3 separate regions of the Homo sapiens genome follow, and all the other regions are linked to region 2. A link is a contact called in ENCODE Hi-C or POLR2A ChIA-PET data. All regions are on one chromosome and are shown on one strand. Each heading gives the region's core, a stretch centred on a gene start or an enhancer-like site at or near the end of the contact. The rest is flanking DNA. Distances are from core to core; before and after follow the strand shown.

Region 1 (2,831 bases), core at 99-2,598, 340 kb before region 2:
GCACACATTAGGGTTTTCAAACACATATTAACAGTAAGGATGGCTTACACTCAGAAATTTCAACATTACAAAACAACATTTTATAACAAGCCAATTGGATCACACATTTCCTGAAGGAAGGGGCTTTTGTCTTAAACTGCTGGTATTCTTCCCGGAGTCTGGCACGTAACATCGGGTACACAAATATTTGACTGGCAGGAGGGAGGGAATGGGGAGAATAACACAACAGGGTCAGCAAAAGCTGAAGAATGGAATTTGCCACAATATATTTTCTTGGAGGATAGGCTGGGCAAGTGGGTTATTCATTTGTTCAAACCATCCTGAGATTTATTTTCATGGTGATGGTCCAAATGAAGTAAATTAAAAATAGACCACATTACCATCAACAGCTTTTCTAGCATATTATAATTCAGTAATAGTGGTATTTTTCACTTTATATAAGATTCACTGTGATCATGCAGTTAGGATTACACATCTTCTGGAATTTCAAAAGTAATCAGGCAGTAATATAAACTAGTCTATCCTGATTAAAGCCATATATCCAAAATAACTTCTCCCCCCCCACAAAAAAAAATCCCTGAACTTCATTCGAGAGAAGATCTAAAAAAGTTAACTGATTTTCATATTCAGGAACAATCTTCGTGGGCCTGGATGTAGCCAAAATGTGAAAAGGATGCTAAATTGCTTATCACTCACACTGAAATGGATAGCATGAATGTAATTTACTTATTCCTGGTCATTCAATCTTATCCTAACAATGAACCTTTACGTAGGTTCAATATCATGTATGTACAAAAATCTGAGGCTACAAAGCTTTCCCTAAAATTTTGAAATTAAGGGGGGAAAATCTGCCCCAATTTCATATTAAATTTAATCTTACAGTATATCTACCTATCTCTTGATAAATTTATTAGAATTAAAAATGTCTTCTAATTCTAGTAACTGTTAGAAGCTAAAAGTTTCCATATAATTTGAATTTTTGTGTTTGATTATTCTTTCCTTAAGAATATGTAAAGATCAGATCTCCTGTTTTAGGATCATGTAAAGACATAAGAAAATTGCAGCTTTGAAATTTATATGGGTCAGTAACCATGCACACAAAGAGAAAAAACTGAAGACCGTGCTCTTCAGTTTCAGTAACATGTCTGCACCTATTTTCAAGATTAGCTTCTCAATAAAAGTAAGGAAAACGATGACTCATCGTCAGCCATGCATGCTATAAGGAGACAGCCTCTACTCTTCCATAGCTCAGTTTTTCCAAACTTACTGTTTTCCTGCACCCTGGCCACGAAGCCTGTGAGAGGTATCTGTGGAGTCAACTGAGGCATAGGGGGAGGGGGTGGAGCAATAGAAACTGGTAGCAACAACACAGTATGGGGGAAGTAAAACAGATAAAGGAAAGAAAAGGAAACAAACAAAAAGCAGAAGTCAGTTACAAGGACCACAAACATAAGTATGCAAAGAACAGTTTGCAAATGAAACAAAACAAAACAAAAAACAAAACAAAAACCTGCAGAACCTTGGAGTACATTTCCCACAAGCAAACCTAAAGGCCAAGTTGTGCTTAGCCAATTAATTAATTTTATAAAAGAACAAATATACTTAATTCAATCCTAATGTTACATTGTTTGGGGAGGATTTAAATTTACCATCACATTCACTTTAGTAAAATAAAATTTTCAAATTCTAAGGAAAGACTTCTAAAATAGGTAACAATGAAATACCTACATAGGTTTCCAGAATATTGTGTCTTTGCCATAGCTATAACAGGTTTGTCTAGCTTTAAGGTAATGTTGTAAATTAGGACCCAAATAAATAAAACAAATATATAATAGCTATTTATTTCATATATCAATAAAAATATTAATCACAGGTTTCCTTTAAAGACAGTTCTTATTATATATCTAAATTCACACACAGCTCTCCAGGAAAAACTCTTGTTTGTAAAACAAGGTTGTTATTTTTTTAAGTTGGCAATTTTATGTTTAAAAATATCAGTCCTAAATTTACAAGGGAATATATCATGTTAATCAGTCAGAGTTTCATGGGATATCTCAAAAGTGACCTTTTCATCACTGTTCTGAAAAAGGAAACCTGATCTCCAATAAGTTAAAATACGTAGTTCTTTGCATTAAAGTAATTTTTAACAACTCATTGGATAGCTTGAAACACATTCATATGCATTTGTGGAGATGACATAATTGACAGGAAATTAATACCAAATACTCATGTATTAAAAATTATAACATACACTAGAAGTAAACATTCATATGTTTGTGACTTTGTCTCACTTTAACAAGACAGTAATTGCCAAAGATTGCTTAGAAAAAGTCAGTAGGACTAGATAGCAAAATTTAGTCTATCGGTAGTCACCAAGTAGTAACACTAAATTGATAGAGAAAAACAATTTATTGGTTACCAAGGATTAATCAAAAGGTTGTTTCAATTAATCCAACATGCAAATTCTGTTGGTAAGCATAAAAATTTGAAAGAAGTTCAGTGTTCAAAGAAGTAACAAAGCAATTATGTGCATTAATATTCATTGTATAGCTAAAGATAACATTCAATTCACTATGAAAGCAATCCTATTTCATTCTAATACTCTATAGAAGGCTCCTAAATAAAAGGTTAGAGGTTTTGACTTAAAAAACAAAAAACTCTCACAAACCTAAAAAAGTGTTTAGAAACAACTCTTAGTAACTAGCCATGCTGGTTAGTATGTAATGAAAAAGAAAAGCTATGCTGTGAAGATACTAATCATTACTACATTTAGACAGAAGGGAAAATGTGCACATCAAAACACTAAAAACATTCACGTACTACTACTACTA
Region 2 (2,856 bases), core at 207-2,706:
TGGAGTGCAATGGCACGATCTTGGCTCACTGCAACCTCTGCCTCCCAGGTTCAAGCGATTCTCCTGCCTCAGTCTTCGGAGTAGCTGAGATTACAGGCTCCCACCACCATGCCTAGCTAATTTTTGTATTTTTAGTAGAGACGGGGTTTCACCATGTTGGCCAAGCTGGTCTCGAACTTCTGACCTCAGGATATCCGCTTGCCTTGGTCTCCTAAAATGCTGGGTTTACAGGCGCGAGCCACCACGCCTGGCCTCTACTGCCACTTTCAATGGTCACATATTATCATGCACTGACATTTATTCACAAAATCCATTCTATGGGTTCTCCTTAATACACTGCTTAAGCAATGCTGAGAAAAACAAATTACTTGTATATCTATTTCCTAAAGGCATTTTATTTCTTTTTCTTTTTGAAAGATAGGGTCTTGCTCTGTTGTCACTGACATACCTCACTGCAGCCTAGAACTCCTGGGCTCAAGTGATGCTCCTGCCTCAGCCTTCCAAGTAGCTGAGACTATTAGAGTTGGGGGGGGGGGTCTCGCTATAATGCCCAGGCTGGCCTTGAACTCCTGGCCTCAAGCAATCCTCCCGCCTCAGCCTCCCGAAGTGCTGTGATTACAGGCGCGAGCCACCGCGCCTGACGAATAACAGATTTTATAGAAATAATTTTTAACCCAGAAGTTGCTATATTATGGAAACTGCTTATCTCATTATGCACCTTTCCATAAGTGTATGACATTGTATCTTAAATGTGTACATTAAAAATAAAACGCTGTACGTGCTTTTGTTCGTTAATTCACTTTAAAATTGTCACTTAAGTGCTCTCTAAGGGATTTCGGGGGGATCGGAAACCAGCTAGAGTTCTGTTTTTGTTTTTCTGCTCAGAAAGGCGGCCTGGGCGCTGGAGCCCTGCAAGGTGTCACCGTCCCAGGGGCTACGGAGCCCGCGGGAGGCTGATCCAGGCCCTGGGTGGCTCCCACAAAAGGGGCCCCTCTTCCTGCCCGCCTACTCCAGTGGCACTCAGTCCGGGCTTGCGACGCCTATTACCTGTTCATCTTGTCTCTATCGTTCAAGCCATTCTTCCTGAGCAAAAGGATCTGCTGCACTTTCGCCACATTACCCGCGCTGGCAGCTTTGTGGATCTTGCCGAGATCTCGGTCTCGGACGTGGTAGCCGGGCTGCGAGTAGGCGCCCTCCCCCGGCTCGCCCCCGCCTCCCGCGCTGCTCCTCTGCCGCCGCGCGAAGGAGCCCAAGGGCGACTCGCCCTTCTTACTAAAAATCTTCTTCATGGCCCAGGCGACCGGGCTTCAGAGACACCTCATGTCTCTCTCGGCTCTTAACGGCCTCCGGAGCCCAACATAACAAGTCAGCCCCGGCTGGCCGCAGCCTCCCAAAGGAAACTCCGCGGTTTCCAATCTCTCCCTCCGGGTTACCAAGCAAGCGATCCCGCTAGACACAAGTGCGCATGCGCACCTCAGATGGCAAGGTCCACGCGCGTGCGCACGAAGGCCCAGTGGTCAAGTGTGCTCCATGCGCATGTGCAAGGCCCAGACCTCGCAAATCTCGGCGACTGGGACGAGCCCTGCGTTCCTGTCAAACAAATGTCGGTGGGAGTCTGGCTGAGTGTTCAGGACGTTTGCGAAAAGAAGCCTCGCGCCTGTGGGGAAGCAGCCTTTACGCATGACTGGGACTGGAGTAGCGTGGAGTTTTAAGATGCTGAAAGCCTCTTCTCCGAGAAAACTCCCCTAAGAAACTCTCTGAATCTCCCTATCTCTCAGTTTATTCCCCTTCCATGTCCCTTTGGGTGCCATCTGGTCTCCATGAGAACTTAACAGATGCAACAACAGAGGGCACAGGATTTCGGAGATCGTGGCATATGTGTCAAGTGCAGAGGGCACAGGATTTCGGAGATCGTGGCAATATGTGTCAAGTGCAAACTTACGAGGAGAAACCAATGCACATTCTCCAGAAGAAATGAGAACGCATTTCTGCATGCCTCCTTCCCCCACCCCTCTGCCTTTGGCCCAGCCTTATGTTTTATTTTTTGCTTTTGATTTTCCAAGGTTACATCTCTTTCTTCTTTTTTTTTTTTTTTTCCCCAACAGAGTCTCGCTTTGTCGCCCAGACTGTAGTGCAGTGGTGCAATCACGGCTCACTGCAGTCTCCACCTCCTGGGCTCAACGATACTCCCACCTCAGCCTCCTGAGTGAGTAGCTGAGACTACAGACGCAAGCCACCACGCCCGGCTATTTTTGCATTTTTTGTAGAGACAGGGTCTCACCATGTTGCCCAGGCTGGTCTCCGACTCCAGGGCTCAAATGATGCTCCCATCTCAGCCTCCCAAAGTGCTGGGATTACAGGTGTGAACCACCACGCCCAGCCTAGATTGAATAATTTGACAACAAATTGGAATTAGCAACGCAGACGTCAAGTGGAGTCTCAGCAGAAATTGCTGCTGGAATGCACCTCCATAGCTCTGGACAGCTCTAGGGTCCCTTGTGGAGGAGGTGGCTGGCCCCAGAACAGGCGTCTTTATTGCCAAGTGAGAAATGAGCAAAAACAAAACAACACTTCTCAGGCCTCTCCAGCTTAGCTAGATCAAATGGTTTTGATGTGGGAGAGTGGTTTCCACTATCGTCACCAAGAATTTTCCTCCTACACTACCCCAGCTAGAAAGTTATGTTGTCTCCTCAACACTCCCCAAGGTGATCTATGAAGCTAGTCAAGTCCCAGCACTTTAGGAGGCCGAGGTGGGTGGATTACCTGAGGTCAGGAGTTCGAGACCAGGCCAACGTGGTGAAACCCCGTCTCTACTAAAAATACAAAAATTAGCTGGGTGTGGTGGTGCATGCCTGT
Region 3 (2,949 bases), core at 307-2,806, 400 kb after region 2:
CATTATATTATCATCAGAGAATGTGCATGAAAAAATAACATATTAACTATGAAAATAGTTTGATCTTGCAACCCCCCTGAAAGGTTTTCAGGGATTTCTAGGGATCTCGGGACCCCAGGGCAGGAGAGCTTGACAATACTGTGAACCTCATAAATAAGATCTTTTTGTCATAATGAAAAGTAAGCTAGATAGACTTGACTGAAGTTTCAAGGGCTATCTGATGAGAAGTGGAGGTTGTTTCATTGACATTATTCTCTAAGGTTAGGAATGGACTCTACAACATTCATTCAATTAATTCATTCAGCATACATTTATTTAGCACATATTATGTGCCATGAAGTACTCTAGATACTGAAGACATACCAGTAGACAAAACAAAATATCCTTGCCTTCATGAGACTTCTAATAAAGTAGTAAAATATATAGTGTATCAGAGAGTGGTTAAATCCTATGCAGAAAAACAATGTAAAGAGGTCTAGAGAATGCTGGAGGGATTTGCATATTTCAGTAGAATGGACAGGGAAGGCCTCTTTAAGAATGCAACATTTGAGCGAAGACCTGAAGGAGGAGAAGCCATTGGGATATCTTTTGAAAGGGCTTTTCCAGCTATTTAACAAATTAATTTCTTAACATTTGAAATTTTATTTATATGTAGTCTTTAATCAAATATCCATTGTATATGACATTAGCTGCAGGTATAAGGAAATAAGACAAGAGAACTGAGGTTTATTGAGTGCCTGCCATGTACCAGGCACTGTGCTAAGTATTATGAATGAGGTTTGGTACCTTCACTAAGATTTACAACTTAATGCAGGAGGCAAGGTGTAGACATACACTTCCTGCAGTATGGGTGTAGCAGTTCTTATGAGGAAGGAGAGTTGACTTGAAGTTGCACCGCCAGAAGTAATGCACCTGACCTACCTGAAGTCTACGCCTCCCTTTCAAGATGAATTAGGGTGCAGAGGGTGCTCTCCACTATAACAGAGGGGAAGCCAGCAAGATAATACCTGATCACACCTTTTATAGAGCACTTTGGTTAACAACATGTCTTCACAAATTAACTCACTTAACCTTCATAACAATAAGAAGCAGATGTTCTAAGAAGTGTTACTGTGTCTCTCAGAGATGGAGAAAGGCTAAGAAAGCTGGGTAGTATGACAAGGCAGTTATAAGGTAGAGCTGGACCTAAATTTAAGATAATCTGCTTCAAGCACAGTGCTTTTCCCACCGCAGTGCAGCTGTTATGAGCAGCTGCCGAAATAAAACAGCTTGATATTCTCCTGACTGAGTCCTCCCACTGACTCAAAAGGAGGGTTAGGTTGAGGCTGGGGCGGAGCTAGACCTCAAGAAGAAGCCAACAAAGTCACACACAGCGCTCCCCACCTGCGCTTGCGCAGGGGAGGAACACGCAGTCCGGAAAAACGCCGGGGATTCTGGGTCGCGCAGCCGTGGAGCTACCTCAAGGCGGAACTGGGGAGTCCAGGGCTTCGGCAGCCTGAACACCCGGTGTGAAAGGAAGGTGGCAGACGTGGAGCGGCGCGCATGCGCAGCAGCTCACTCTGCTGAAGGGCTGAGAGGCGCACCCGGGCGGCCAGCTGGGCTCGGAGCGGAACGGGGTCAGGATGGACGAGGACGTGCTAACCACCCTGAAGATCCTCATCATCGGCGAGAGTGGGGTGGGCAAGTCCAGGTGAGGCGGAGGTGCGGGTCGTGACGAGGGTGGCTGGGCTCTTTCTGCCCCGGTGGCTGCTGTCTCCTGGGCCGCGACGGGAACTGTAAACTGCAGCGGCGGGCTCGGGCCGGCTCCGCTCGCGCCCTCCTCGGCCTCTGGGCCGCGCTCTCCCGCGACGTTTGCTTTCCTCTCCCCACCCGCGCCTGCCTGGTTCCCGGCCTTTGCCAGGCCCAAGTTCTCTGGGTCGCTCTCCCTCCTGTAGCGCCGAGAAAACACCATTCCGAGGGCCGCCGCTCGGCCGGCAGGTTTGCTGCGCGGAGCTCAGGGCGTGGCGGGCTGGTTTGGGCCCGAATCCGGCCGGGGGCGCCTTGCCTCGAACCTCTCGGGGTTCAGGCTGCCTGCCACCCCGAGACCCGGGAGACATAGCTTTCCCACTTGAGGGTTTCTGTGGGGCCTTCTCTAAATACATAATGTCCTCGGGAAGTTTCGTGACGCCTTAGGTCCCATTCCTGGCCTGTTTGGGCGCAGCTTAATGTCGATTCTTTTACTTTTTTATTAGTCGGCTGTGAAAGAACTGGATCTTGTGACTGCTGGAAAATTTCGCTTTAGTGTAAGGTCCGAGTGCTTCAGCCGTGGGCCACCTTTGAAAATAAAATGTAATTGTTATTTCTCATTTTGCCACATCCTGTGGAGACAGAAGATTAGTGTTGTGCTTTCATTTTTTACTTTTTCCTTGGGGAAAATAATATTGACAGTGGAGTTGAGTATAAGGTAAGACATGGATCTAGGTGGATGTTGCTAGAGGGCTGTGATTTCATCCAGGTCTTGGAAGAGAGTTCTCCAGCTGATGTCATTCTTGCCATCTGATTATGAGTAGGTTATGTTCAAGGCCGTCCTGATCCTTAAACCACATTTGCACTCCAGGGGCTGTAATCAGTTTCATATTTTAGCTATACCTTCTGATACACGTATCTTTCAAATAATTTTTTGTATTTCATAAATTGAAATAGCCTTAATTCTACAAACTAGAATGAAAGCTCTCCTCAAATAACTTGTAAAAGTCACTTCATAAAGTCTTACTTTTTAAAAGCTTCTTCAGAATTTGAAAGCTTATGTAATATATTCTGATATTATTTACTTATTTATTTATTTATTTTTTGAGACGGAGTCTCGCTCTGTTGCCAGGCTGGAGTGCAGTGGCGCGATCTCGGGTCACTGCAACCTCCGCCTCCCGGGTTCAAGCGATTCTCCTGCTTCAGCCTCCCGAGTAGCTGGGA

What was found. Hi-C counts contacts between places; a loop is a spot of excess contacts on that map. ChIA-PET counts read pairs that join two places held with the same protein, here RNA polymerase II (POLR2A). Pooled maps may share reads with other maps.
Region 1: a pooled map shows a loop between it and region 2 (2.8-fold over the local background). The contact joins the enhancer-like site here to the promoter of ANKRD26 in region 2. A Hi-C loop is called at or near these places in 1 of 168 maps with a recorded cell type or tissue (colonic mucosa) and 6 of 50 pooled maps. POLR2A ChIA-PET finds 5 or more read pairs at or near these places in 1 of 52 experiments (activated naive CD4-positive, alpha-beta T cell).
Region 3: a map of B cell shows a loop between it and region 2 (22-fold over the local background). The contact joins the promoter of RAB18 here to the promoter of ANKRD26 in region 2. A Hi-C loop is called at or near these places in 3 of 168 maps with a recorded cell type or tissue (B cell, CD4-positive, alpha-beta memory T cell and naive thymus-derived CD4-positive, alpha-beta T cell), 1 of 37 single-sample maps with no recorded cell type and 15 of 50 pooled maps. POLR2A ChIA-PET finds 5 or more read pairs at or near these places in 1 of 52 experiments (naive thymus-derived CD4-positive, alpha-beta T cell).

Annotation. Positions count from the first base shown.
Region 1 is chr10:26,754,388-26,757,218 of GRCh38, forward strand. ABI1 (abl interactor 1) reads right to left here. Exons shown (of 11, transcript NM_001012750.3): 9 at 1,268-1,354. Among named protein-coding and RNA genes, the nearest start is that of PDSS1, 58 kb to the left of the region's middle. RefSeq lists enhancers at 1,151-1,270, 1,361-1,420. Within about 2 kb of position 1,349, at least 5 of the 41 ENCODE cell types and tissues checked have a DNase peak (open chromatin) inside an H3K27ac peak, as active enhancers do.
Region 2 is chr10:27,099,038-27,101,893 of GRCh38, forward strand. It overlaps ANKRD26 (ankyrin repeat domain containing 26), which reads right to left and starts at 1,457. Exons shown (of 34, transcript NM_014915.3): 1 at 1,048-1,457. The coding sequence starts at 1,289. RefSeq lists an enhancer at 894-953 and a silencer at 1,124-1,303.
Region 3 is chr10:27,502,748-27,505,696 of GRCh38, forward strand. RAB18 (RAB18, member RAS oncogene family) reads left to right here and starts at 1,557. Exons shown (of 7, transcript NM_021252.5): 1 at 1,557-1,690. The coding sequence starts at 1,623. It overlaps LOC124902399 (a long non-coding RNA gene), which reads left to right and starts at 1,698. Exons shown (of 2, transcript XR_007062097.1): 1 at 1,698-1,977; 2 at 2,232-2,345. RefSeq lists enhancers at 1,253-1,522, 1,633-1,692.